2 separate regions of the Homo sapiens genome follow, and region 1 is linked to region 2. A link is an interaction called in ENCODE POLR2A ChIA-PET data of the cell type or tissue named here. Cell type or tissue: PC-3. All regions are shown on one strand. Links, peaks and the distances in the headings refer to the core of each region. The heading gives the core; the rest is flanking DNA. Region 1 has its middle 580 kb from the start of CHSY3-AS1. Region 2 has its middle 460 kb from the start of HINT1.

Region 1 (10,819 bases), core at 1,962-9,961, 230 kb before region 2:
AAGAAAAGGTAATGTTCCAAGTAGGGAGGAACTGTGGCTCTGCCTCTCGTGCAGACCTGAATCTAGGGAATGTTCCTCCTGGGGGGCTGCAATCACCCTGAATTATTCTGGGAAGGTTGTCTATAGGTGCATCCACACTGCATTCCTGTAGAAGAAGCCCCAGCTGTGTCTACAGTGGTATACCAGGAGGGAACAAGGATCCCTTCCTCAAGATCCTTCATGATCATAGAGGCTGCCTGCATATTGGTGTAGAGCTGCAGACCTTCCCCACTGCACCCAGCACCACAATTGTGTCTCTGCTGTAAGAAACTCCCCACCAGTGGAAAGATCCGGGACTCAAGGTTTGCTGTTTAGATTATTTTGTCTCACACGCTATTCCCTTGATGTGGTGCTCTCCCCCTTCTCCTAGGAATGTGACTTCCAAAGAGCCAGACTAAAGTGATTGTTATTGCTTTTCTGGGTCTAGCCACCCAGTGGGGCTACCAGACTCTGGTCTGGTGCTGGGGAATGTCTGCAAGAAATCCAGTGCTGTGACCGGTCTTCAACTTTCCCAGAAGTGGATACCAGCACCAGCTCTGATGGAGGGGGCAGGGGAGTGACATAGACTCTTTTTGAGATTCCTTGGTTATAGATAGGCTTAGTATACAGGCTTTCGCAAATGCTGGTTATACTAAAAGTGAACTTATCATGTGAACAGACTCAGGACTTCTGGTTAGTCAGGATGTTGCAGGCAGTGATGATAGCTGAGGTCATACAGCCATTTTCTTCTTCCTAGGGGCAGTGTTATTCTATCTGGAGGTTCTGTAAAGGCCTGTGTTGGTTAACCTTCAGCCAGAAGGTGATGCTTGCAAAAGAGGACCAGCTACAGTAGTAGCAGTAGGATTAGAGCTTGCGCTAGGTTGCCTAGGGGAAGTATTCTGGTTTCTCAGGTGATGGGCGGGCTATAATGCTCTCAAAATTTTATGCCCTTTGTGTTAAATTACCAGGATGGGTGGAGAAATATCACCAGGTGAGGCCATGGTTAGGTGGGTCTGAGCTCTGACTCACCTTGGGTAGGGCAGGCCATGGCCCCAGTGAGGCACTGTAAGTGGTTCTCAAGCCACTTGGGTAATATTCCAGAGGGGAGTATAACTGCCTCTGCTGCACAGAGAGTTTGCAAAGGGAATGGGGAGTAGCAGGCAGCGGTAAGCCTCGCCCAGCTCCCACGCAGTTCGTGAGGCTGGTCACACTCCTGCAGTGCTCTGTTAAAAGTGCTGGGTTTAGATCCAGGCAGTCTGTGCACAGAACTCAAACCTTCCCCAGGCCATAAGCTTCCCTGCAGAGATAGCAATCACAGCTTTCAAGCATGACCCATCTGCCCACAATGCTCGGTGTCCAGCTCCTGCACTTGTGTCTGAAGCGCACTTCCTACTCCCCCCACCAGGTTGTGTTCAGAGGAGTTCATCCCCACTTGGGATTATGGGATTATATCACAAAATTCAGTTGGAAGCTTCTTTCACACTATGACCCCTCCCTCCCTTGAGCTGGAAGGAGTCCCAGGGTGAGTTGCTCTGCTCCCTAAATCCGTTCCTGCTCTGGGTACAGTTAAGGTCTTCTCCCATGGCCTGAAGCTTCAGAATCCCCACTGAACATATGTGCTTGCAGGCAGGCTCTCCCCACCTCACACTCTAAGAACTTCCTGTTTTTCACCTGTCTCATGGAGTAAGCTGCAGCCTGCCATTTCTTTTATACGGTCTGTGGATTCTTTTGGTTTTCCTGTTAAGCTCCTGTGTTGGTTCTTGGAAAAAATATTCACAGTGTGAATCTCTACCCACTATTCTGTCCTTCCAAATGGGAGAGGCACACTAACACTGTCTCCAATCTGCCATCTTTAAAAAGAACTTTATAATGGTATTTTAACTACCCTAAAAATCCTCTGTGCTCATTATATTCATCCCTCCCTCTCCCTACACCCTGGCAACCACTGATCTTTTTACTGTCTCCATAGTTTTGCCTTTTCCAAAATGTCATATAGTTAATATGCAGCCTTCCACATTGGTTTCTTTCACTTAGAAATATACATTTAAATTTCCTCCATGTTTTTTCATGGCTTAATCGCTCAACTTTTTAGCACTGAATAATATTCTGTTGTCTGAATGTATCATAGTTGATTTATCCATTCATCTACCAAGGGACGTCTTGAAGATTTCCAATTTTTGCCAATTACAGATAAAGCTGCTATAAACATCTGTGCACAGGTTTTTTGTGTGGACATAAGTTTTCAAGTCCTTTAGGTAAGTATCAAAGAGTGTGAATTCTGGATTATATAATAAGAGCATATTTAGTTTTGTAAGAGTCTGTCATGTGATATGGAACATCTTTTCATATGTGAACATTCAATTTGAAAAGCTAAAAAGGTTGGGAAATTTTTCAAAATTAAAAACTATTAGCAATGAATGATGCTCAAATAGTGAATATTTCTATATCAATTGCATTGTACTTTAATATTTATTCAAAATAAAGATAGATCCAATACATTTTTATAATTAATCTATATTACAGTTTATAACACCTTTATAGTGCATAATCTTTATATTTATAAAGCTTGTTACCTAAATGTAATTTTAATAATCATAGGGATGTAAAATGATACAACCTGTTTGGAAAACAGTTTGGAAGGTACCCTAGAGAAATGAAAGCATATGTTTATACAAAGACTTGTACATAAGCGTTCATAGCAGCTATATTTGTAATAATCAAAAGTGCATGAAATTCAAATGTTCATAAACATTTAAATGGATAAACAAACTGTGGCATATCCAGATACACTATTCAGTAATTAAAACTAATGAGCTATTAATATATGCTACAAACTGGGATGGATTTCCAAATAATTATGCTCAGTGAAAGAAGCCTGACACACACTGTCCCCCACCAAGAAAAGAGTACCCACTGTATGACTCTATTTATACAAATTCTAGGGAGTGCAATTTAAGGTACAGTGACAGAAAGCAAATCAGTGTTTGCCTAGGGATAGGAATGAGAGTAAGAGAAGATTACAGAGGTGTACAAGGAAACTTTTAGGGATGACGGATATGTTCGTTATCTTGATTATGGTGGTGATGTCACAGATCTATGCAGATGTCACAACTTATTAGATTGTACACTTTAAGTATTCTGTCAATTATTCTACTTAAAAAAAAAAACCTTTCCCAAACCACATTATCTATATTCCTTTTGTCTTTCTGGAGCATAATCTGAATATCTGAAACAAATATGTTATTTTCCTTCGCTTAATATTATTCTAGACAGTCTCAATGTACATATCACAAGGAGTAAATATTGCTTTGTGTAAAGAATAAGAACACTTTAATATGCTAAACAATTTTAATCTTTATTACATTATCTATCAACTAATCTTAACACAGATTCTGCCCGATTCTTAACATGCAATTTATAGACCAGATGGATATGGAAAACAAGTATAATATTTTCCATGGAAATTTAACCCATTCTAATGACTCACTATGGAGAACAGGTGAGACAAGATGTCTCGTCATCCAAGATGCTCTGACCTCATACAACAGCTGCCTTTTTGATAAACTAGTTGGCCTTTCTACTGTTTCTTATCAAAGAGCAGCAATGTCCTTCAGTCCTCCTCCTGAGCTCATTTCAAGTGCAACTGAATAGAAAGTAATGATGTTGAGAAAACAGGACTCCAAGAAGGTCATTCCAGTTCTACCACGAATTGGCAGTCTCTTGGTGAAAGTCCTTTAATATTTATGAGTCTTGTTTTCCATATATTATGGTAAAATAAGGATAATCATACCTACTCCATACAACTTTACTGGTTTGAGTTCAATGAAGGTACAGAAATATTAAAGTCTTTTTTCAGAGTTCATTCTCTTTCCTACAACACTACAAAGTGCTAGGCCATGCTGTACTATTTCTGGTAAACTTACCATGGGTCTATTATTACTCTCTTGCATTATAACTTATTTTCTCCCTTCACAAGTAATTGTTTCACACGTTTAGATACTATATTCTCTGTAATTTTTCCTTTAAAAACAACATATACTTCCAGAAGCCCCTACTAGCACTGCTGTACAGTTGTATTAAAGTCTAAGACCCAGAAAGCCTATAATTCTGCTCCTATTTTTCAGTTTCCCAGGTTTTCCCTTGGATGCCTTGGTGCTATTCAAGTACAACATATCATGCATACTTTTTAAAACCAAAGTATTATTCTTTATACCACTAGGTCAGTTCATTAAACATAATTTCCAATTACCCACACTTAGCACCTCAGCACTAAGTATTGCACTATGCCCAAACAAGAGCCTCAATAAATAACTATTGGTTTTGTGCACTCGCTCTCCCTGTTGAGTATCTCAGCATGGCTCAAAACACCACATAACTTTGGATGTAGCTAAAATGATGTCTACGGAAAGCTAAGAGTGAAAATCAAGAATGTCAATGACCACAGGTTATGTTTATGGGACAGTCTCCATCAATGCTGAAATGTTGTGGCAGACTAGGTATTTTACAGAGCTTGTGGGTACAGTTGCATAGTGTTATAATCCCAGATAATGTTTACCAACTACAACTGAGTATTAAGCAGGTGACCCTCGTCATCATAGAGTCCCAATAGTGATCACAGAGTAAATGATAAATAGACGAGTTTGAGAGCAAAATTGAGAGATTTGGAGAGGTTTTCAGCTACAGCAATGGAAAAGAGGAAACTGAAGAGAGAGGGTAAGTTTCTTAGAACACAGTAGGCTGGGCGCAGTGGCTTATGCCTGTAATCCCTGCACTTTGGGAGGCCAAGGCAGGCGGATCATGAGGTCAGGAGATTGAGACCATCCTGGCTAACACGGTGAAACCCCGTCTCTACTAAAAACACAAAAAATTAGCTGGGCGTGGTGGCGGGCACCTGTAGTCTCAGCTACTTGGGAGGCTGAGGCAGGAGAATGGTGTGAACCTGGGAGGCAGAGCTTGAAGTGAGCCGAGATCGCGCCACTGCACTCCAGCCTGGGCGACAGAACGAGGCTCCATCTCAAAAAAAAAAAAAAAAAAAAAAAGAACACAGTAACAGCAGGAACATAGTTGAGGACTCTGTTAATCTGGCAGGCTGCATAAATTTGCTAGCCCAAATGATTTTAAGGCTATTTGTAAAGCTGGCTTTAATGTACCTTAATAGGGATTCATTAAGGAAATGGCTTGTTACTATTCATGTGTTTAATGATGATGGCATATTTCCTTAACTAAACACACAATTGATTGCTTTAAATATACAGCTCTCCAAGGCTATTTCTATACTTTGTTGCATAAGATAAGCTTACTTAATAGAAATGTTTCTATTCACTGGGAAGAGATGTCATTTAACCACCTCTGGTTTAAAAATAAAAAGAGAGAGCACACACTAAGTGTAAAAACAATGATTTTCTTATTAAAACTATGATTTTTTTTGGTGTCTTTATATTTCATTTTGGTTACTTAATTGACACATGTCAATGCATAAAATGAATTATGGACAAGGGAAATGTTCAGAGATTTATGGCTAACATATTTTTTCTACATTGTAATTTTCTCCTTCTTGCCTTTATTATTGTGACTATCTCTATTAGCATGACCATCTTAGTTTAATTATTTTTATTATGCTACTGTGAAAGCAGTTTAGTGATGGTTTTAGTCCTGGTGACTCCATCAATAAGCCTGCAATAAGTAGTGCACATTTAGCATATTAACATCCTTGATGTATCTGGAATGTATCTGGAACTATCTCCCACATCCCATATTTGCTTGTTCAAGAAAAGTCAATGCCAAAGAAAGGCACTGTCATGGAGTAAAAGAAACCTAGGTTAAGATTAAAAAGATATCGATTCTACTTCTGCTATCTGAATAAGCTTGAGAAATCATTAAATACTATAGAAGCCTAAGGTTCCCTACCAGTAATGCAGAGATAACACTTTCACTATCTCACAGAGTTGTTGTGAGAATAAGATACATTCATTTCACCAAGTACTTATTCTCCTATGCTTACCATAAAGTCTGGCATTCAGTATGGCATAGAAGATATATAATATAAATAAAAAGATGTATTATGGCATCATATTAGACCACTACTTTCCTCTAGGCATAAATTATGTCACCTAGGGATCTGGTAGTCATATTAATTCTTTCTGGTAGTAAAGGACATTCAAGTTTGCGAATCTACAGCTCCTTTGTTGTCCCTATAGGACAAAAGAAGGTTGAAAGATAAAATAAGGAAGAAAACACCAGACAAGTATAAACAAAGCAAAACAAAACAAAAAACTGATGTAGCAACATTAACATAAAGAAAGCTCATTTTATTTATTTATTATCACTTTTTTATCATGTTGTACACCTTAAGTCTAGACAATAAAAAAATTACATATGTATATATATGTGATTACATATGTATGTAATCATATATATTACTACAATCAAACAAATTGATTGATCATTTTCCATAGTTATCCTTTTTTGTGATAAGAGCTCCTAAAATCGACTCTCCTAGCAAATTTTCAGTAGACACTACAATATTTTAACAATACTCCTTGCACTATACATTATGTCACTAGATTTATTCGTTCTACCTAACTGTAAAATTGTACCTTATTTCTCTCCATTTCCTTTCCCTTTTTGCCACTGTTAACCACCATTCTACTCTCTGTTTCTATTTATTTCACTTTTTGGTTTTTTTAGATTCCACATATAAGTGAGATCAGACAGTATTTTTCTCTCTGTGGCTGGCTTATTTCACTTAGCATAAAGTCCTCCCATTCCATCCATGCTTTTGCAAATGGCAGGATTTTCTTCTTTTTTTAAGACTGAATAATAATTCTTTTTTATATACACCACATTTTCTTTATCCATTCATCTGTTGATGAACACTTAGGTTGTTTCCATATCTTGGCCATTATGAGTAATGCACATTAAAAGGCAAAAATGCAACTAGAAATTAAGTATCACCATAAAATTTTAGAAGGTATAATTCAATCTTCTAAAGATATGATCATGTTAAATTGATCAAGACATACAAAACAGATATAAGGAGAAATAAACAAATCCACCATTTGATATTTGCTGAGAAATTTTAAATACATTTATCTTGGTCATTGATAGATGAAGGAGACAAAATAATCAGTAAGTACACAGAAGATTTGAAAATAGCTAGACAGGTGTATGGAACTACGTGCTGAAAAATTAGAAAATAAAGATTATTTTCAAGTACATATGGAACATATAGAAAAATTGCCTAAATATTAAGTAATGGCTGGGTACGGTGGCTCACGCCTGTAACCTCAGCACTTTGGGAGGCTGAGGCAGGCGGATCGTGAGGTCAGGAGTTCGTGACCAGCCTGACTGACATGGTGAAACCTCGTCTCTACTAAAAATACAAAAATTAGCCAGGCGTGGTGGCGCATGCCTGTAGTCCCAGCTACCCGGGAGGCTGAGGCAGGAGAAGTGCCGGGAGGCGGAGGTTGTAGTGAGCCGAGATGGCGGCACTTCACTCTAGCCTGGGTGACACAGCGAGGCTCCATCTCAAAAAAGGAAAAACAAATGAAGTCATAAGTGAAGTGATGCTTTCAAAGAAGCTGTATTATTGATTGCATTGTTTTGCAACAACAAATTAAGATATAAATTGATAACAAAATGAGTTATCCTACACATACTTTGAAAGGTAAAGTGCCAAATAAGTCCTATGTCAAAGAAAAACCATAAAATACATTTAAGTTTAAAAGAATCTTTAAAATATGTGAGAATGTCAGTATTATATTGAGTATATATTATATGTCAGGCAGTGCTCTAGGACAGGTGACCAAAATAGAGAAGCTTCCTGCTGTCATGAAAGTTTACATTTTTCTGGGGAGGGGTAAACAATAAATTAGATGCCAGAAGTAGTCAATATTAAGCAGATAAATAAAACTTGAAAAATAGACAGGGAGTGCTAGGGGAGAGTAAGAGAAAAAAATGTTCAATTTTAAATGGAATGGTTAGAGAAAATACCACTGAGAAGATAATACTGAAGCAAAGACTTACAGAAGAAGGAGCCAGCCATGCAGAAGTGTTTAAGGGAACAGCCAGTGTTTGAAATACGCGTGTGTGGGGGTGTATCTGTAGATTTTATTTCTGATTTAAATCAGATTCTCCTAAATGCAGGATAAAACTGCAATAAAGAAAGTTAATTCCTACAACATATCATATTCATTTAATTTGAAAATATTTTATAGACATAAGTCATTCACCTTTCTTCTCTTTAGCAGTCTATGGATGATTTAGCTTATTAAAATGGAATTTTTATGCATTTCCTATGATGCCATTTCATCACTTTGCTATTTCTAAAATAGAATATTCCATTTACTGTACATTTGGGCTAATATTGACTAGGGATATAAAGTAGCAATTGCCTGGCCAGTTGCCAAGGTAAAAACATATTTATAAAAGCAATTCAGGGATGTACTTGATGTTAAGGGTTTTAACAATTTTTCATTACTACCATTATCTTCTTAATACAAATTGTAAGAGACAAGTAAACTGCCTCTTTTGCATTTCATGAATGCTCTGCCTATGCAATCTTGCAAGTTCTAAGTAATTCTACCCTTGGAAAAAAATGCCACGTACAAAGATACAGTTCTCCAAAATTGGCTACTTTGATCCTTAATCTACTAGATTTTTAACACTCCAGACAGAATTTTAATATCCACTAGTCTCTGTTTAAATATTGCAATGAAATTCAAGGTTATATATAAAATGTAAATGAATGCTGGTGGTTTAGAAGAAAATTGTATAGGGTTGGTGTCTGTGTTAAAAGCAGCTTTTTAAATCAACAGATTTGCCAATGTATGATTATTGCTACTTGAAAACAAATTAAGACTGTAGATTTTGGCATCAGATAACTGAATCCTGAAACTACCACTAATAAGGGTTGTTATCTTACACAAGTTATTTGACTTCTCTTAAATTTGGCTTATTCCTCTGTAAAATTGGCATAATAGTAACTACTATCAAACATAATTGTGAAGGGCAGAGAAAGATGATGGACTAGAAGCCTACACCATTCATTCCCCCTGCAGGAACACTAAATTTTAGCAACTACACTCAAAAAGCACCATTACAAGAACTAAAAATCAGGAGAGTAATCACAGTACCTGGTTTTAACTTCATGTCATTGAAAGAGTCATTGGAGAGGGCAGGAAAGACAGTCTTAAAGCACAGCTGCCACCCAACCCCCATCTCCTGGCAGAGGCAATGCCAGTGGAGATTCTCTGTGCTTGGGACAGGGAGAGCACAGCATTTGTGAGGCTTTACATTGAACTCAGTGCTGTCCTGTCCCAGTGAAAAGCAGAACTAGGCTGTATTCCACTGACATCCAACCACAGAAGGAGCATTTGGGCCAGCCCTAGACAGAGAGGAATTGCTCATCCAAGCAATTGGAGCTTGACTTCCTGCAAGCCTCGCCATTGTGGGCCAGAGTGCTTTGGGACCCTAAGTGAACTTGAGGGGCAGTCTAGGCCACAAGGACTGCAATTCCTTGGCAAGCCCTAGTGCTGGACACACAGCCAGTGGACTGGGGTGACATGTGACCTATGGAGACCCCAGCTGAGGCAGCAAAGGTGTGCCTGTCCACCCTACCCCCTAACCCTCCAACCCCTCACAGCAGTTGCTCAGTGGGGAGAAATTTTTGCACTTGGGAGATGGATAGGCAGTGACTGGGGGATTTTATATTGAATTAAGTGCTGCCCTGTCACAGCAAAGACCTGGCAGAATTTATCAACTGCTGAATAAAGAGTCCCTTGGCTCTGAATAACCAACAGTGATACCCAGGTAATATGTCATGGGCATTGGGCTCTGAGACATACTGGCTTCAGGTATGACCCAGAACATTCCAAGCTGTGGTGGCTATGGTGAAAGATTCCTATTTGAGAAAAGCAGTGGGAAAAGTGAAGGGGGCTCTGTCTTGTACCTTAGGTACCAGCTCAGCAACAGTGGGGTAGAGCACAGTGGGATACAGCAGACTCTTGGGGTTTTTTATTCCGGATCTAGGCTCTTGGTCAGCATTTTTAGATCTTCCCTGGCCCAAAGGGTGAGTCCCCAGCCTGGAAGCATTCATCACAAGCTATCTTCAGACAGACTTGGTCTTTAAGTAAACATTGGTGGTGACCTGGCAGAACCCCCCATGGGCTGGTAGTGGTGACGGCCACAGGGAGAAGTTCTTCTGCATGCAGAAAGGGGAAGGAAAAGTGCAAAGGACTTTGTCTTGTGGTTCAAGTGCCAGCTTAGCTCCAGTAGACTAGAACACTAGGTAAATTTCTGAGGTTTTAGATTTTAATCTCCAGCTTCTAGAAAGCATCTCTAGACCCACCCAGGGCCTAGGGAAACTTGCTGCCATGAAGGGAGAAACACAAACCTGACCCACCCAAGGCCTAGAGAAACTTGACGCCACGAAGGGAGAAACACAAACCTGGCTGGTTGTACCACTTGTTTATCATAGAGCCCTAGGGCCTTGAATGAACTTAGGTGGTAGTCAGGTAGTGGTTACAGTGGGCCTTCAGTGAGACACTGTTGTGCTGGCTTCAGGACTGACCCAGCATAGTCACAGTAGTCGTGGCCAAGGGATACTAGTGTCACCCACCCCCAGCTCTAGGCAGCTCAGCACAGAGAGACTCCATTTCTTAGGAGAAAGTAAAGGAAGAGAACAAGAGTCTCTGCTTGGTAATCCAGAGAATTCTTCCAGATCTTATCCAAGAACACCAACGTAGTACCTTTATGAGTCTACAAGAACTGCATTATTGGGTTCAGGGCCCAAGTTCCTGTG
Region 2 (10,819 bases), core at 1,943-9,942:
CAAACTATCGCAAGGACAAAAAACCAAACACCACATGTTCTCACTCATAGGTGGGAATTGAACAATGAGAACACCTGGACACAGGAAGGGGAACATCACACACCGGTGCCTGTTGTGGGGTGGGGGGAAGGGGGAGGGGTACCATTAGGAGATATACCTAATGTAAATGACGAGTTAACAGGTACAGCACACCAATATGGCATATGTATACATATGTAACAAACCTGCACATTGTGCACATGTACCCTAGAACTTAAAGTATAATAAAAAATAAATAAATAAATAAATAAATAAAAATAAAACCCTTTCTCTGCTCAAACTTTAGCATGTATGAGAATCACTTGGAAAGCTTGTTTAAACACAGATTATTGGGCCCTACCCTGAGTTTCTTATTCAGTATGTCTGGGATAAGCCAATAGTTTACAGTTCCAGTAAGATCCCAGGTGATGCTGATGCTCCTGATCTGAGGACATCATTGGAGATCCACTGTTGTTCCCTCATTCTCTCATTTACCACTTCTGCCTTGTTGTGCCCCAGGCTACTACAAACCAACTATCCTGTGCAAACCAGTTCACAGACAGTCTTCTGTCTTCCAGGAGATTTCTCCCTTGTTAGTTTCATGAATCCATAGTTTCCTTTTGCTTCTATAATTTCTCCAAAGTTTATGTTGAGGCATAGAGCCTGCAATTCGTGTTATTTCACCATCTTGGCAAAACCAGAATCCATACCTCTTTAACTGCCTCCTGCCTCCTTGGTTTAATATTTACCCAAAACCTTGGTAATGAGTCACAGGTTTTTCCATATTAAAATGAAATAATATAGAAAAACCTTGTTAAATTGACTATTCTTGTTCTATTAGGTAACAACATAAAGTACACCAATACTGCGAAGTTGTCAACTAAAATCATGTCCAATAATATTTGCCTCTATTTCACTGAGTTCCCTCTGGAAAACCCATTAAAATAAAAGGCCAGCTTGATGTAGAAGGAAGTGGTAAAAGATTGTGAAAAGAAAGCAGGGAAAAGTTTCTAAAAATCAGGGGTTGTGATCCCAAAGCTATAGTTATATGAATTCTAGACCAAGATTTTTCAAATTGTTCAGTTTTCCTTACTTTGGAAATAAAAGTCTTCAGAATCTTGATTATTCAGCAAGATTTTAATTATATATGTAGAGTTTTTAATCTATTGCCATTTATATAAATAACATGTATAATAACTTGTAATAAAATAAAATAATAGTTTATGGCCGATGACTCATCATAAGGAGGGAAATAAAACATTTTTAAATAAAAGAAAAAAGGAATAATAGAAGAAAGAAAAAAATATTTATTAAGTACACTCTACAGTGAGATTGAGATTTTTTTCAAAGGCAAATTATTCCTCTTTACCTGAATCACAAAAAACAATTATACACTTTTTGTCTGTAAGTGCCTATATTTATACTCTTTGCTTTCAGATGGGGTCCTTTAATTGCCCTAAGCACATCTGCAATAGGATGAAGGCAAACTTGTGGATTTGTACTTAAAATAAGAGAAACTAAAGTAAGAAGTTGTTTTAAACTACGAGAAGAAATAAAGCGTACACTCATATGGTATACTTGCAATTACTGATGCAATTTTCCTCTTCTAACCTCTCTCTTCCTACCCCACTATTCCAACATACTGAGGAAGAGAGCACACTCTGATAAAGCCGTGCCCTAGCCAATGTAAAAGATGTGAAATCAACAATGAGGCTTTTACTCTTCAAATTAGGAATAGGTGGGGATAATTTCACAGCTCCTCAGAGGCAGCTCTCAGGAGAACCACAAACACAGAACTCAGTGCCTGAGCCTTGCTGCCTCCAAAGGAAGCCAAGACCCTGTTCTCCCTGAAGAATAGCTATGAAAGATGAGTGCAAAATCACAGTGCTTTAGACTATTTAACAATTTCCTGGTAGCAGAAAATAATTCATAGGCATCTGTAGAGTAACATGAGGTATAACGATTCAATTGCATTTTGATTATGAAGAAATCTACTATGCTGGAATCTGCAGAAATATGAGTCAGTACGTATTGTTTTTGCAGTATTGTTGGCGCTCATAGTTCCTAAGGGAGAGCATTGTTTAAGCTACTCCTTTGCTCATCATGTAAATTATTTCACCTCAGTAGTTCAAGAAAAATGCTAAATTGCTAATTCCTTGATGCAGTTTCAGTAAAAGTTGAATCGTCCCCCTCTGGTTTTGACTGTGATGAAAGTTTTGTTATATACGTCAGAATTGTTTGTCAAGATGTTTCATTGATCAGGAAATGCCTTTGTCTATCCAAAAAGCCTAATGAAAGAGTCTCACAGTGAGCAGCTCTCCTTTTGACAGCATGAGTTTTTACTAGGTATATGGATGCAATCCTCAGCCACAATAGAAAAAAAGACAACTTTAGGAGTGCAGTGAAGTTTGGAAAGCATAAGGATGCCAGAGGAAATCAATGGTATATGTCACTTGCTTCACAACTTTCTATACTCGCCTTCAAATTACAGGGTTCTGTGTCCTTGGAAAGCAGAATTCTTTGTGGACTCATTTCAGAGTTTTCTCTGAATATGAATGCTCCAGTTCCCTATACTGTCACCAAGAGAGATTGACTAGGATGAACCTTCACCTGTATAGTTTGTAAAAACAACAACAAAAATCTCTTCAATATTAACATATACACCAAATAGTACAATGCCTGCACTTAAGATACTACCATTCATTAATCTACAATGTTCTTAATGCTCATGAACAATTTGGAACACAAATAACCTGCCCATTGAGAGAGCAACTGTATATTTTTTTTTCCCAAGGCAGAACATCTGTGAGTAAGGGGGTTAGAATTGGTCCAGAACCTACTCCTCTGCTCCTTTCTGCTGGATAGTCGAAAAGAAGCTGTCTGAAGAAAACCCAGAGAAAAACAATAACAATAGTGATATTCCCTCTGGGCAACACAATCGCATGTTAGTGGAGGATTTCTGAATACACAGTACCTTAATACAAAAGAATTAGAAGTCTTGTGAGAAATCAGTGGGGAAGATAATTTGTGGGTGGGAACAGAGAGTAGAGAGTTGAATTTAGGAGTCGAGGTTGTGCCAGTGGAATGATTGGGGTTATCATCCCACAAAAACCAATGACATACTTGAGCTAGTTCCTTCCGTTCTCTGAGAATTATGTTCCTTGTCTATGGAATGAGGACTGACAAAATTTTCTTTAAGATTTATTGAAGTTTGAATATGGTATGTAAGGAATCTTCTTTTTAAAAACACAACAAAAGATCACTGCAATCACACAGGTTGCCATTTTCTTTCCTACCTTGGTTTTAGGTTATACAGTTGAGGCAACATTTTCGTTAAGAAATCAGACCTCAGAATATGGCCCACCTGTGTTTGAATACTGGTACTTCCACCTACCAGCTGCGTGATCCAGGGAAAGTTGTCTAACAGGTCTAAGCCTCAGTTTCCCCACCTTAAAAATAGAGAGGGCAAGAACTGGCATTGTTGTGAACATTAAATGTTAATCATGTGGTGACCTGCAAAGTACCATGAACATGTGGATATTCATACAGAACATTCCACAAAATCATTGTTTTTTTATCACTACATTTTGCTCTTAGGAATGCTTTTACTCTTAAAGGGGACCAAAGACATTAGCCCAGTCATTTTTACCTTCGGCTTATGCAACAATCCATCCTTTTAAATCTTTTCAGAAGCCTGTAAAATTACCCATTTCAATTTATGTGATTGTTAGTTATAATTACCGATTGTGTCCCATAACCTTTCTCTCCTACCATTGCTTTAGATCTTCATTTCTATCACCTTCACATTTACATTTAAATAAACATAGAGAATCCTATTGACTCTGCCCATTTTGGTGAAACTAGAGAGATCTTTGCTTTTTCAGGCATTCTCCATTTTAAAAATAACTATTATTCAGCAAGCTTTTAATCACTTATTTTCAGGTTTCCAAGATTCTTCATATGCTGCCTAATTTTTCAAAAATTTGAAAAAGAGAAGAAACATTTCTGTAAAAAATAGTTCTTTCACGTAAAAAGAGTAGAAGAAAAATGTCAGAGATAAGGGGAGGGAAAGAATGAAAAGTCTGTGAGCAAGATGTCTGTCTCGTATGTTTGTGAGTCAGAGGAAGAATTGGGAAAAAAAAAAACCTATGGGGAGAGAGAAGGAAACAGATTGGGAGACTAATTTAAAGCAGAATCAACTAAAAGGAAGTTGAAGATTTGAAAAAATAAGACAGCAGCATCAAGAAGAGAAAGTCTGTTGAAAAGAGAAGCAATAAGAAAAACTTGTAGCAATTCATGTATATGACAAATTCAACCCACGTTTAAATAAAAATGCAAAGATTTCAAAAACACCAAAGAAGGATTTAATGAAAGGTTCTCATCACCCACAAATAATAAAGATTTTTTCCCTAACCTTTATTTTATTTATTTATGTTTTTGGACAAAGTGCATTTACTCTCAAATTTCTAAGCCTTATGTTGCTCTCTTGTACCATTTTCTCATTCATTTTACAATTATTCTTAAGGCCAAATAAGTTTTGACATGCAAATTTATGTTCTGTTCTTAAGTATGTTTCCCTCTTCCATCCCAAGAAGGTAGTTGGACTGCCATTCAAATTATCTATAAAAATTATCTAAAGTAGTACACTGAGAAAATATGCTTAGGCTTCTGGGTCTATGTATGTGATATCCTAGACGCCCCCCCAGATGTCATACTCACTGAAAGAAATTAAAGTTCTAGAAAGTAAATATTAATGCATATCAGTTCTTCCCTCAGCTGGCAAGAAACTAATCAATAATCAGAAGCCAAAAAATAAAGTGAAAGAACATTGCATAGGGATAGGTAAGTGTTCACCAACCCACCTGACTTTCACCTGGAGGCATCTGCTGAGCCTGGTGTCCCTGAGTATCTGTTCTGATGTTATGACAGGAACAGTGAGCCAAAGATTAATCCTAGCTCCTACAAGATGCAGAATCGAACAGAAGACTCCATATGCAGTTGGCACTCCAGAAGGCTATATCCCCAGTGCAAGGGTGAACTGGATATAAAAGCACATCAGAGAGGAAATCTGTTTGTCTTGATGGACAGAAAGAACAAAAAGAAATCCCCCTTATAAAGAGAACAGAATCACTGAGCCTCCAAAAGGTTTATAACTCAAGTGCTAAAGGGACTATTAGTAACAAAATAATATATTGGCTGTTATTTTTTAATATCCATTATCTTGACAAAATAAAGGAACCTATGTCCAGATTGTAGCAAAGAGAGGAATACTGAAAGAAAATGTATTTCTTTTATTGAACTTGGAAGAGACTGAATTCAGCAGCAGTATTCCTGTGTGGACAGAACAAAAGGATACAGACAAGAAATGTCCACTTTTGGGGCACCGAAAGGAATTTAATTAATAGCCTCACAAAGACAGAGATTGCAGGTAATTACTCAAGGCCCAACAGACACAGGGATCACTGAAGGAGTCCATGTAATTATTGAAGGAAAAAAAAATGTCCTTTCATGTTCTCTTTGCAGGATGCATGGCACCTGAGCACCATAGAGTCCTCATTCTCTCCTATTCTAACTACCCTAACTCTGATTTAAATAGCATCTCTGAAGTATCTACTCTGAAGCCAGCACTGAGATAAGCAAAGGTAACACAGAAATGAATGAGATATGCTCTGAACCCAGGAGGAGTATAGTCTGGGAGGAGAATGAATGAAGACTGATGCATTAGTTAAGTAACAGAAAAAATGATATGCAACAGATGTCTAGAATGGCAAAGTATGGTGGGAAAACAGGAGGCAGAAAATTAGCTTTGATGGAGACAGACAGTAGTTGTTTCTCAGCTGAATCAGAGGAAGGGGGCCCGAAGAAAAGGAGTAGAAGAGCTTATTTAGTGAGTAAGAATAAAAGAATGGTATTCCAGGAAGGAGTCATGGCATGGGAACAGGAACAAAGACGTGAAAGGACTTTGTGTGTTTACGTAAAGATAAAATGTGCTATAGGGTAAATCATCAGCCAAGTAGCAGCAGGAGCAGCTAGTTTCCCATGCAAGAAGCTGCCGGGCCAGGGGAAGTGGACTCCTCTGGTCAAGTTCTCCTCCACAGCAAGGAGAAAGATGAACCATTGCTGACTTAGGTATAGCAGTGAATCCCTGGGTATTTCTAGATACATTCGCCTGGGAAAACGCTATTAGCTACTAATTTGGGAAACATATGGAGTGGTAATTGGGGTTTGTGATGTGGGAGTACTGAGAAATTCACTTGCTGATAACACAAACACAGAGAGGACACAGGTGATGTCAGACTTATTATAGAAGGTTTTAAATTTGCATATGTATATAAAATGAGTTCTTTTACATCCCAAGAATCTATTAGAGGCCACAAAATGAAGACATGATGCATTCACTCATTTATCCAGAATTTTTAATCACTTACTGTGTATCAATTATAAGTCTAGTGCTGAAGGCATAGCAGTGAGGACAAGATCAATGCTCACATGGCATCCAATTCTACTAGAATCATCAAAAATTGATGAGTCTTGATGTAATTAGCTGCAGCAATTAAACAGATATGGTTCAAATGACATTGCAAACATGATGTGCATCAAGATAACCTGGATAGTTTTTTTTTAACAGAGCCTAGCTCCAGTCACTATCCATCTTGTGCTTTTTAAGAAGTTTCTCCGGGGAACTTTGATATGTAGTCAGGTTCAAGAAACAGTCACATAGATCATTGCTTCTCAAACCATCTGTGGTGAAAGTCCAAGGTGTTTTTTTTTCATGTTTGTCTTTTTTTAATTTCTGATCTATAGTAGACCAATATATTATAAAATACAATAAGAAGTTATGAGAGATTCTGCTTGGATATCTCAGTAAAGTCAAATTGCTCCAAAAGTTCCTAATTGTTTACCCTCAATTCCTGTACCTCCCTAATTGTGGTGGGCAGGTATCAGTTTGCATAGCAGCTCCAGAACATTTTGAGTAGTACTGGTCTAAATTACAAGTGGTTTTGAAATTCATAAAGGAACGTCAATGTTGTTTTGTGACCCAGGAAGACAGCACAAAGAAGGTAGAGGTAAGAGGGAGAAAAACCACTCAAGGAAGAATAGCATTCACAAAGACACAGAGAAAACCCTACTTCTTAGGGTAGTTGTCATCAACTATGCAGTAAATGTTTGTGTATGGTATTATCTTAGCAACTATAGAAATTAAACAAGTGAATCCTCATTTCTGAGAGACTGGTTGTCTAAGTCAGTGAAACAACTAAACACAGCTCATGTTGGTACAAAGTAATTTTTATATTTACAAAATATTACAGACATGTACCCATATATACATTCAGATATGCATATCTTTAATATTTTATATTTTATATAGATGAAGAGAACACATATATTATACATACCTGTGTACACACATACATGTTCACTTGTGTGTCTTTTCCAGTGTATTGTATCCAGGACTAATTACTATTGATTTTACACAACCATTCCAATACCCTCTTCTACAGGATTCTTTGTAGACAGTAAGGAGTGAGATATAGGAAAGGTAGTTTAGAAGTGGTCTATAGTAAACCTTTATTTGTTTATTTGTTTTAGCATAGTGATTTATCTTACCTAAAGGGATGTTCACCTCAAAAAAATCCCTTTGTAAGTCATTTGGCATTGTATAAACATCTCAGTGGCCCATGCCATAAAACAACACATCAAGGATGTATTTTATTACTTCATTCAGCAAGCAGCTTAAATATTAATTCTGTTTACTGTAGGAACTTAAAAAAACAATTCAGCTGCAGCCAAAGGTCACAGTAAGAGGCAGTGAGATGTCAACTGAGGGACTCACTGCTGTCTCTACTCCCCATCCCAAACTCTCCTCATTTATCCTGAAAAATGGGCAACCCGAAATGTAAATGCAGATGTAGTGTTCTTCCTATAGGTCACCTGATGACATCCCCAAAACTACCTTGTTGTAAATTTAGAATTTCTACTGATTAAAGTCAAACCCCATAGAGAATACTCCAAATAGGGAAAATTTAGATAAGAAAGATTAGTTTAACTCTTCTAGGAAGTAAAATTTTTATTCCTTTTTTTAGATTTCATTTACCCTATTTTGTGAATGAAAGGCAAAAATTCTTCCATGTCAATAAAAAAATGATTTGAATCTAAATTCTCTGATACTGCAATAGATATGCAACAATCTCTTAAATATTTTCCTCTTGGTTATAGAAAGATGTTCATTTCAAAATCTTCAAATGTGTTACTTTTATCTGTAAACAATTTATATCATAGTATTCAAACAGGGTTTAGCATTCTTAGAATTACATAACAGAAAACAGTGCTATGCAACTTCAATGATAATATTTTAGATGCCCTTATGGGGAATTTGTGAATAGTTAAGTGGGAGGTCTATATTTCTTACAGAAGTAAAGGAGGTCTGGAGAAGAAAATAATTAGCAATAATACAAGCACTGTTTGTCGGATATGGAGACAAAAGCATGACAGAGAGATTCACTCAGTTTGCAAAATCAAGGAAAACAGGCAGGAAATGCTTCACTACCTGTCTGTTTCTTTCTGTGTGAAAGTAGTGAGAAAATGTATTTTTTTCTGAAAGATTATTTTAAAAACCTGAAGTGTCACTTGTAGCAAGTTTCCAGCTGAGGTAGATGGTCTTATCTGTCTTTTACTAAATTAGGAAGCAGTGATTTTTTTTTCATAAGCCTTTTCTCATATGTAACAGCTAAACTTAAACCTTTGTTAAGCAAAAGTTAAGGAAGCTTCTTGACTTTATTATATTGTTTTGTTCTACTCCTGCATTGCTTCATTGCTTTGAGAAGACTGAATTTTCATTCATTCTTTTACCATTATAAGTGTCTCATGGGTAGAGATTCGTTTCTGAAAGCCATAAAAAATTCATCCGATTCATAATGGAAGAACTGGTTGTGAATTACATTACCAGAGCTGTTCTTGATATGACTGTCCATTAAAATAAAACAGAATAGTTAAGAAACTCCCATTAAATCATAAAATAAATTTTTAAAGTTACCAATCTGAAGGACTGACTTTATTACTGTGTCAATCGATATGCCTAAGCAATAGGTCTATTCTTCTAAATCCTGAATAAATAACCCATTATAAAATTGTGATAAAATGGGTTTCAGCCACAAAGAGTAGCCACTAAGTAATACCCAAAACCAATTGAATGCATGAAAGGTTTAAATTTAAAAATTTAAGAACACTGAACAAAACATTTTATACTTTCTTCTACAAAATAAGCTGAAAAGTCGTCTCTAAAGTCTCCACACATCATGTCACAAACCATAGTATTATTACAGATAAAAATGGCAATAGAAGGATCCTTCAAACATCCAACAAATTAAAAATTATTTTTACTTTGTTCTGAATGGAATCTTAGATATGGAGCTTTATTTACACTGAATCCTAAGGAAGCTTCCAAAGGAACTGACCACAGAAGCTCCAAATTTCTACCTGAGAAGGGTTTAGTGGTCAATATGTGGTTGGAAGAGGTCTTTGAAGTTGAGCTTGCAAAGTACTCTACATAAGATCAAGAGTTCATGACTTGTCCACATCAAAGGGGAGGGAATGAATGATGGAGGGGAGAGGAGTCAGAAAAATAGAGGTGATACAGAAGGAAACTGAAAACAAAGCAGGAAAGGGAGCAGTAACAGTCTCCACACATTCCCGCTTTGGTTCCACACAAATTATGTGGAGATATACTTTCAGCATTAATCATTAAGGAGAAACTGGTCTAGTTAACCTTATTAAACTCCTTATTAAACCTCTTAAAAATAACTGCCTCCCACCTGCAAAGAAGAAATCATCAGACCCAGTGGACCTGTCCTGGACTTGAATTCTGTTTCTCCACTGATTAATTGCACGACTTGGAGCAAGTTTTTTAGTCTCTCTCAGATTTTTTTCTTCATCTTTAATTGGAGATATTAATGATCAGCCCCTAGAATGCTGCCTGGAACATAATAAGCACTCAATAAATTAATGGATGATGGAATGAATGCTTACCTTGCATAGGTGATACAAGACCAAAATAAGAGACTGTATGCAAAAGGTCTGACATCCAGTAGGGATGCAAAGGTTAATTTTCTTCACATTTCACTCCTCCCACCATCATCACAATCTCCCTCCTATTCCTTAATAAATCAAAGAAAAATAAGCCAATTGTTTAAGGCAAATCTCTACTTGGTTATTTTCTAAATCCCAGAGAAGCTGCAAATGGGGGAGATAAGAAGAGAAGAGACAGCGATAGGAAATCAAGAGGTTCCTTCCTTTTCCTCCTTAAGTATCTTCCAGTAAAAGTGAGGCATAGTGGCTCATACCTATAATCCCAGCATTTTGGGAGGCTGAGGAGGGAGGGTCACTTGAGGCCAGGAGTTCAAGACTAGCCTGGGCAACATAGCGAGACCCCATCTCTACAAAAAAGTTAAATTTGCCAGGTGCAGTGGTGCATACCAGTTTAGTCCTAGCTACTGGGGAAGCTGAGGCAGGAGTTTGAGGCTGCAGTGAGCTAGGATCATACCACTGTACTCTAAACTGGGTGACAAAGCAAGACCCTATCTAAAAACAAAAAAGAAGTGAGCAAGTGTAGCCACAGGCAGAGCTGTCATCAGAAGTTTCCTCAGAGCATAGCTTGCCCAATCTCTGGTGATCTCTTTTGCCCAACATTGACCAGAGGTTTGGATCCAGGCTCTAGCCATACCAAGGCACAGGTAGGCATGTGCAATGACCCGTGATGAGCCTATGACTTTGCTGGTAGGGCCTGGACATGGGTGGCAGTGGT

The links. ChIA-PET counts read pairs that join two places held together with the same protein. Peaks named below come from ENCODE experiments on the same cell type or tissue, not always from the same donor. Only the 100,000 strongest peaks of a DNase experiment are listed, where the experiment ranks them.
Region 1: POLR2A ChIA-PET joins it to region 2 with 8 read pairs; 2 of 35 experiments call an interaction of 5 or more read pairs at or near these places.

What each region holds. Positions count from the first base shown.
Region 1 is chr5:130,478,213-130,489,031 of GRCh38, forward strand. No RefSeq gene overlaps it. Among named protein-coding and RNA genes, the nearest start is that of CHSY3-AS1, 580 kb to the left of the region's middle. In PC-3, for the core only: no CTCF peak of the experiment used is centred there; no DNase peak of the experiment used is centred there; H3K27ac peaks cover 1,334 bases.
Region 2 is chr5:130,704,813-130,715,631 of GRCh38, forward strand. No RefSeq gene overlaps it. Among named protein-coding and RNA genes, the nearest start is that of HINT1, 460 kb to the right of the region's middle. In PC-3, for the core only: no CTCF peak of the experiment used is centred there; a DNase peak (open chromatin) is centred at 5,939; H3K27ac peaks cover 7,716 bases.